Linked DNA regions of Homo sapiens: region 1 is linked to region 2. A link is an interaction called in ENCODE POLR2A ChIA-PET data of the cell type or tissue named here. Cell type or tissue: GM12878. All regions are shown on one strand. Region 1 overlaps KLHDC10 (kelch domain containing 10). Region 2 overlaps COPG2 (coat protein complex I subunit gamma 2).

The links. ChIA-PET counts read pairs that join two places held together with the same protein. Peaks named below come from ENCODE experiments on the same cell type or tissue, not always from the same donor. Only the 100,000 strongest peaks of a DNase experiment are listed, where the experiment ranks them.
Region 1: POLR2A ChIA-PET joins it to region 2 with 6 read pairs; 2 of 35 experiments call an interaction of 5 or more read pairs at or near these places.

Annotation. Positions count from the first base shown.
Region 1 is chr7:130,107,299-130,111,298 of GRCh38, forward strand. All of the region lies in intron 2 of KLHDC10 (kelch domain containing 10), which reads left to right. Among named protein-coding and RNA genes, the nearest start is that of LINC03008, 32 kb to the right of the region's middle. In GM12878, no CTCF peak of the experiment used is centred here; no DNase peak of the experiment used is centred here.
Region 2 is chr7:130,647,410-130,651,409 of GRCh38, forward strand. All of the region lies in intron 5 of COPG2 (coat protein complex I subunit gamma 2), which reads right to left. Among named protein-coding and RNA genes, the nearest start is that of COPG2, 19 kb to the right of the region's middle. In GM12878, no CTCF peak of the experiment used is centred here; a DNase peak (open chromatin) is centred at 1,852; H3K27ac peaks cover 963 bases.

The sequences.
Region 1 (4,000 bases), 540 kb before region 2:
AGAGTTAAAGTTGGCATTAATAACAGATGATCTGATTGTCTACCTATAAAATTCAAGATAATTCATGATAACTAATACTAGAGTTCAGAAAATTGGCTGGACAAAATTTAAACTTGCAAAAAACCACCTTCCTATATATTAACAGCAACCAATTACAAAATAAAAGAGGTATCTAGTTACAATTGTATGGAAATTTATAAAGTACTTAGAAATAAAAAAACAATAAAACAATGAAACTTGATGAAATACAAAACTAGCTGGGCGACCAGGTGCCATGGTTCACGCCTGTAATCCCAGCGCTTTGGGAGGCCGAGGTGGGCGGTTCACGTGGGGTCAAGAATTCAAGACCAGCCTGGCCAACATGACGAAACCCAGTCTTTACTAAAAATACAAAAATTAGCCGGGCGTCGTGGTGCACGCCTGTAATCCCAGCTACTCGGGAGGCTGAGGCGGGAGAATTGCTCGAACCCAGGAGGCAGAGGTTGCAGTGAGCCAAGATCGCGTCACTGCACTCTAGCCTGGGCGACAGAGTGGGACTCCGTCTCAAAAAAAAAAAAAAAAAAAAAAAAGAGCCGGACGCGGTGGCCCGTACCGTAGTCCCAGCTACTCTGGAGGCTGAGGGTGGAGAATGGCTGGAACCCGGGAGGCGGAGGTTGCAGTGAGGTGAGACCGCGCCACTGCACCCCAGCCTGGGGGACAGAGCAAGACTCCGTCTCCAAACAAAACAAAACAAAAAACCCTTCCCCGGGAAAAAAAAAACAAAAAACAAAACAAAAAAAAACTAGCTGGTTGAGGTCGTGTGCGCCTGGAGTCCCAGCTACTCCAGACGCTGAGGTGGGAGAATCGCCTGAACCCGGAGGCGGAAGTTGCAGTGAGCCGAAATCGCGCCACTGTACACCAGCCTGGGCGACAGAGCGAGACTTGTCTCAAAAAAAAAGAAAAAAGAAACTATACTCATGGACATCAAAAAAGACAAGAATAAATGGCTAGGGATTATGTTCCTTAATGGGTTATCCCAGATAAAATCCTCAAGGGACTTTTTAAAAATAGAATTTTAATTGCCATAGAACTTCCGGTTTAATTGCAAAAATTGCAAAAATGGTAGAAATTCTCCTGTATCCTGGCCGGGCACGGTGGCTCACGCCTGTAATCCCAGCACTGTGGGAGGCCGAGGCAGGTGGATCGCTTAAACTCAGGAGTTAGCCGCCTCAAGACCAGCCTGGGCAACGAGACGAAACGCCGTCTCTACCAAATATCCAAAAAAAAAAAAAAAAAGCTGGGCGTGGTGGTGCGCGCCTGTGGTCCCAGCACTCATCAGGATGCTGAGGTGGAAGGATCGCTTGAGCTCGGGAGGTGGAGGTTGCAATGAGCCAAGATTGAGTCATTGCACTCCAGCCTGGGCGACAGAGCGAGACCCCATCTCAAACAAAAAAAAAAAAAAAGAAAGAAAAGGGAAAAAAATGTCTCCTGTATCCTTTACCCAGATTCCCCAAATGTTATTTTGTCTTTTACTTTATCCTGCTCCCTCTCCTCTCTCCCTTCCCCCCTTTATACACAATACGCACATACATATTTTTCTGTTTCAACCATTTGAAAATTGCAGACATGATGTCTTGCTCTCTCTCTCTTTTTTTGAGACAGGCTGTCACCCTGTCGCCCAGGCTGGAGTGCAACAGCGCCATCTCAGCTCACTGCAGCCTCCGCCTCCGGGGTCTAAGTGATTCTTCCGCCTCAGCCTCCTGAGTAGCTGGGACTGCAGGTGTGCGCCACCACACCCTGTATTTTTTTAGTAGGGTCAGGGTTTCACCGTGTTGACCAGGCTGGTCTCGAACTCCTAATCTCAAGTGATCCACCCGCCTTGGCCTCCCACAGTGCTGGGATTACAGATGTGAGCCACTGAGCCCAGCAGGTCTCTTTTTTTTTTTTTTAATTTTTTAAAATTTAATTTTTTTTAGAGATGAAGTTTTGTTCTGTCACCCAGGCTGAAGTGCAGGGGTGCAATCATAGCTTACTGCACTCAAGCGATCCTCCAGCCCACCTCAGCCACCCACGTAGCTGGGACTACAGGAATGTGCCACCATGCCTGGCTAATTTTTTTTGGCAGGGTCGGTACAGATAGGGTTTCACTATTTTGCCATATCTCTTTATGTCTGTGTACCAAAGTGTTTGCTCCTGAAAAACAGACATTCTCTTCCATAACTGCAGAACCTGTATCAAAATTAGGCATCAACACTGATTATTAACCCTATAAATAATGGGTACAATTAATACTACTATATAAGTTACAGACCTTGTTTCAGATTTTGCCATTATTATTTTGCCACTATCCTAATAATGTTCTTTTTGTTTGTTTGTTTTGAGACGGAGTCTCACTCTGTTGCCCAGGCTGGAGTGCAGTGGTGCAATCTCAGCTCATTGCAACTTCCACCTCTCAGTTTCAAGCGATTCTCATGCCTCAGCCTCCCGAGTAGCTGGGATCACAGGTGCCCACCACCACGCGTGGCTAATTTTTGTATTTTTAGTAGAGATAGGGTTTCACCATGTTAGTCAGGCTGGTCTCAAACTCCTGACCTCAGGCAATCTGCCCGCCTCAGCCTCCCATAGTGCTGGGATTACAGGCATGACCCACCGTGCTGGGCCAATAATGTTCTTTAATAGCAGTAGAAAATCTGAGATTGTGTGTTACATTCTGTTGTCATGTATCTTTAGCCTCCTTCAGTGTTGAACAGTTTCTCAGCGTTTGTCTTTTTGACATTGATATTTTTGAACAGTTGCAGGCTAGGTATATTGTAAAACGTCCCTTTGTTTGGGTTTCTCCCCATTTTCTCATAGTTACATTCAGCTTATATATTTTTGGCAGGACTACCACTGAAATAATATTGTGATCATCTCATTGCACATGATGTTGATTGATTTGTCCCATTACTGGTGATGTTAATTTTGATCACCTGGATAAGATGCTGTCTGTCCATGGGACTTTTTATAGACTTAACAAACTCATTCTAAAATTCATTGCAAAAGTAAATGGAGAAAAATAACTAGAAGTTTTTGGGAAAAAGTAATACAAAAGGGAATTTGTTCTAAATATTGAAAGATAGTTCAAAGCTATAATAATTAAAACAATGTGGTAATGAGGGCCAGGCATGGTGACTAACACCTGTAATCCCAGCACTTTGGGAGGCCCTGTGGTAGGAGATGCTTATATAACCAACAAGTAATATTGTGGGCTGGTGTGAATGGATTGCTTTGGTCTGAGCAACTTGGGCTCTGGGAGTAGTAAAAAGTTGTACCTGCCTTTTGGGGGATATGGGAGAGCTAACTGGATCAAACTTCCTTGGCTTTCCTTGAGGCTTCTAGGTCCAACAGAAGACCTGTCTTTTGTGGTAGAGGTAATTGTGGCCTTTACATTTGGAAAGAAGTAACCAGTTAAATTGATTAATCATTTAGGCTGTTCGATATTTATAACTAATGAATACTTTTAATAATAAGTTTTTTTTTAAAATGGCCTCACCACAAATGTTCATTAGCACATCTGTAGGTGGCTACATCTTGTAAGTAATAGACTTACTAAGCAGTAAATGTTATGTACTACTTTATTTACAAGCTTTTGTATTTAAGCTTCTGTGATGTTCTTTTATATATTTACATATTGTTTATATATATTTACATTCATATATTCTTAAAGAGCAATAAATTTTGTGTCCAAGGGGATTAGACCTGAATATTGGGATTTTCCTAATTCTACTCTAGAACATGTCGATTTAGTATATGGTAAAGGTGGCATTTCAAATAAGTATAGGAGGGGTGGCTTTCTTTAAGTGGTTTGGGGACAGTAGCCTGTTTATTTTGGGAGGAAAAATTAGAGCCCTACCTTATACAACACACAAAAATATAAATTCTGATGTATTCGAATTCTGAATATAAAAAATCAAAACATGAAATTATTCGAAACAAATGACAATATCTTAATCATTTTATAATAATGCAGAGGTGAATGAAA
Region 2 (4,000 bases):
TTCCCACAAACTTTTTGAAGAACCCTCATAAGGCTGTTATGACATTCTTGTACAGTCTTTTTTGTGGCCATATATGTATTCATTTTCCTTGAGTAAATACCTAGAAGGGGTATTACTGGTCACAGGGCAGGTATATAATTAACTTTATAAGAAACTGCCAAAACTTTTCTACGGTGGTTGTATCATTCTACATTCCTATCTACAGTGTATGGGAGTTTCAATTGTTCCAAATGTTCGATATTGGAATAGGCTTTTTTATTTTGGTATTGTCAAGCTTTTTTGTTGTAACCATTCTAGTGGGTATGCTGTACCTCATTAAGATTTTTTTTTTTTTTTTTCGAGACGAAGTCTCACTCGGTCGCCCAGGCTGGAGTGCAGTGGCATGATCTCGGCTCACCACAACCTCCGCCTCCCGGGTTCAAGCAATTCTCCTGCCTCAGCCTCCTGAGTAGCTGGGACTACAGATGCCTGCCACCACGCCCAGCTAATTTTTTGTATTTTTAGTAGAGACAGGGTTTCACCGTGTTAGCCAGGACGGTCTCGATCTCCTGACCTCATGATCCACCCACCTCGGCCTCCCAAAGTGCTGGGATTACACGCGTGAGCCACCGTGCCCAGCCTATCTCACTAAGATTTTAATTTGCATTTCCCTGATGACTAATAATGTTAAGAACATTGTGCTTATTGGCCATTTGCATATATTCTTTTGTGAAGTATGTGCCTTCAGATTTTTTTAATCTCCATGGTTTCTTGCCAAGCCAACAAATTTTCTATGCATACAGAAAGGTCATCTATAATATTAGTTTTCTATTCCTGCTGTAACAAATTACCACAATTAGTGGCTTAAAACAACATGAATTTATTATTTTCAGTTCTGTAGATTAGAAGTCCAACATAAGTCTCACTGGGCTAAAATCACTGTGTCATTAGGGCTATGTCCATTTCACAAGCAAAATACATTCATTCACCCCCTTCCAAGATCCCCCCAAAGTCTCAACACACTGCAGCATCAATTCAAAGTCCAAAATCTCATCTAAATCTCATGGACTCAAAAATCTCAATCTTATTATCAAAATCTAAATTTGGTGTGGGTGAGACTCTTGGTATAATCCATCCTGAGGCAAAATTCCTCTCCATCTTCGGACCTACGGAATTAGAAAAGAAATCCCCTGCTCCCAAAATACAAGGACGGGACTGCCGTAGGATATAGTTACAGATATTCCCATTCAAAATGAAAGAAAGTGAAAGGGAAGACATCATTGGTCCCAAGCAATTCTGAAATCCAGTTAGGCAACCTGGAATAGGTCTCTGCACGGGCAGAATTCTGTAAAGTTCTCAGTTCCACCCTACAGGACTGCCCTTTTGCCCTCAGAGTCTTCCTTCCTTTTTCATAAAGGGTAACCAGCGTGTATTTAAAGCTGAGTAGTTTCATCGGCTTGTTTCCTGCCTATAGAATTTGGGGCTCTGATAGCCTTCTTTCACTTCATCCTCTCATTTCTTTTCTAATTCCATAGGTCCACAGATGAAGAGGAATTTTGCCTCCTCTTTGAGTCTTTCACTTCATCCTCTCTCTCTAGCTCTGAGTTGCTGCTGACGTAGAATTCTCAAAAACCTTGTGGGTCTACTGTATAAGTACAGAGACTCACTCCATTAGACAAGAGGCTCCTCCACAGATCTTGCCTAGATAATCCCATCTCTATTTCTGGCTTCTACTTAGATGCTAAGGGAATCTATGAGTCACACCCCTTGATCTCTTCAGTGTTTTGTGTGAGTGAATGCTCTGACCTTTTCATCTTTCTGAGGTTTCAGCAAAAGGTTGTGCAGTGACTCCTTTGGCTTTTTCTTTAGAGCACGTTTTCCTGACCGTGAAACTCCTGACTTTAGCACCCTTAGCCACTTGGGTAGACTAAGAATTTCCAAAATCATCAAGCCCTGGTTCCTTTTTGTTTAACAGGTCTCTTCTTGACTTATTTCTCTACTTTCAATTTTACTATTAGTGGCAAAAAGAAACTAGGCCATAACTAGGCCATAACTTCAACACTTTGCTTGGAAATCTCTTCAGTTAAACATCCAAGTTCACTGTTTGTAAGTCCTCCTTTCCATGTAATTGCAGTATACAAGCCTGATGAGCTTTCTGCCACTATAACAGGGATCCCTTTTCCTCTAATTCCCAACATTTTCCTCTGAGCCAGCACCTTTAATGCATTTCCACCATCTGTTCACAATGATTTAGGTATTCTCTAAGATGATAAATGTTTTCTCTATCCTGCTGCTCACTTTTTTCTAAGTCTAATAGAGTCATTAACATCCATATTTCTATTGTCATGGCAATCTAGGCGTTTTCTATCTTGCACCTCAAAATTCTTCCAGATGTGCTCACTGCATAATTCCAAAGCTACTTCCACATTTTTAGGTATTTGTTACGGCAGCACCCCACTTCCAGGTACCAAAATCTGCATTAGTCTTCTATTGCTGCTGTAACAAAGTACCACAAACTTAGAGGAAAATACAACATTCATTTCTTTATCTTACAGTTATAAAAGTTAGAAGTCCAACACTTGTCTCACTGGGCTAAAATCAAGATATCGGTAGGGCTACAGTCCTTTCCGGAGGCTAGAAGGGTGAATCCTTGCTTTTTCCAGTCTCTAGAGGTTACCACATTCCTTGACTCATGGCCCTCTTCCCCCATCTCCAAATCCAGCAACACTGCATCTCTGACCTTGTTTCCATCATCACATCTCTTACTGACGCCTCTTCTGCATCCCACTTCCATTTTTAAGAAGTGTAGTCCTTAAAGGGCCCACCTGAATGATCCAAAATAATCTCCCTATCTGCTGTTTTGCAATCTTAATTCCCTTTTGCCATGTAATGTACATATTCACAGGTCCTAGGAATTGGGACGTGGACATCTTTGGGTCACTATTATCCTGCCTACCACAACTACTAATCACTTAAAATGAACTATTAATAGAAATACACCATAATTCAAGGTAGCCTAGCAAAACTCAGAGGCAAGTATTGACAGCGCTAAAAGAAACAAACAAAAAACTCTCAGTCAACAACTAATTTATTTTAAAATTTTCAAAATATTAGTGAATCTAGCAATCTAACTGAAGGTTTTCTGGGTTTTTTTGTTCATTTGTTTGTTTTTTTACTTGTGGTAGACACCATTAGTTAACTAATCCGACATCCATTTTCAACCCCTTCTCCCTTTTCTGTCCCTAATACTTGGGCTATAAAATACTAAATACTCACTTTCCTGGCTTCCTAAGGATAGTCATATAACACAGTTGTGCCAAGTGAAATCTAAAAATTGCCTTGGGAAAAGATATTAGATTCCTGATGAAAGAGGCAGATGGTGTGGCCTTCCCTGGCTTCCTTCCCAGGACCCCTCTAGCCTTGAATATGGTACATTGCCAGTAATTTGGGCATCTATTTTGCAACAATGGAGAATGTCCAAAGAATTCAAGAGACACTACCCTGACACTGCTGAATGACTGAGCCAACACCAGCTACTCCAAGCCTCTAGACTTACGATTATATGAGAAAAAATAAACTCCCATCTTGTTTATGTCACTGTTTACATCTGCTTTTCTGTTATTTTCAGCTGAAAGCTTTCCTAATTGAAACTACATTCCATACTACTACTGGTTAAACACAAGCACCCTCCTCTACAATTTATTATGTTATACAAAACCAGATTCACTTCAATGAGTTATAGTAATTAAAAAGGCAACTATTTTAAAAATAATGTTCATTACACACTTAGAACTATAAATTATATATACTTATTCTAGGACATTTGCAAATTATAAAAAGTTTAAAAGAAAATAAATATCAGCCACAATCCCAACTATCCAGAGATAAGTCTGTATAACTTCTATCCACATTTTTTATATATATACATAAAATGTTTTTTTTTTCTGAGACTGAGTCTCGCTCTGTCACCCAGGCTGGAGTGCAGTGGCACGATCTCGGCTCACCGCAATCTCCACCTCCC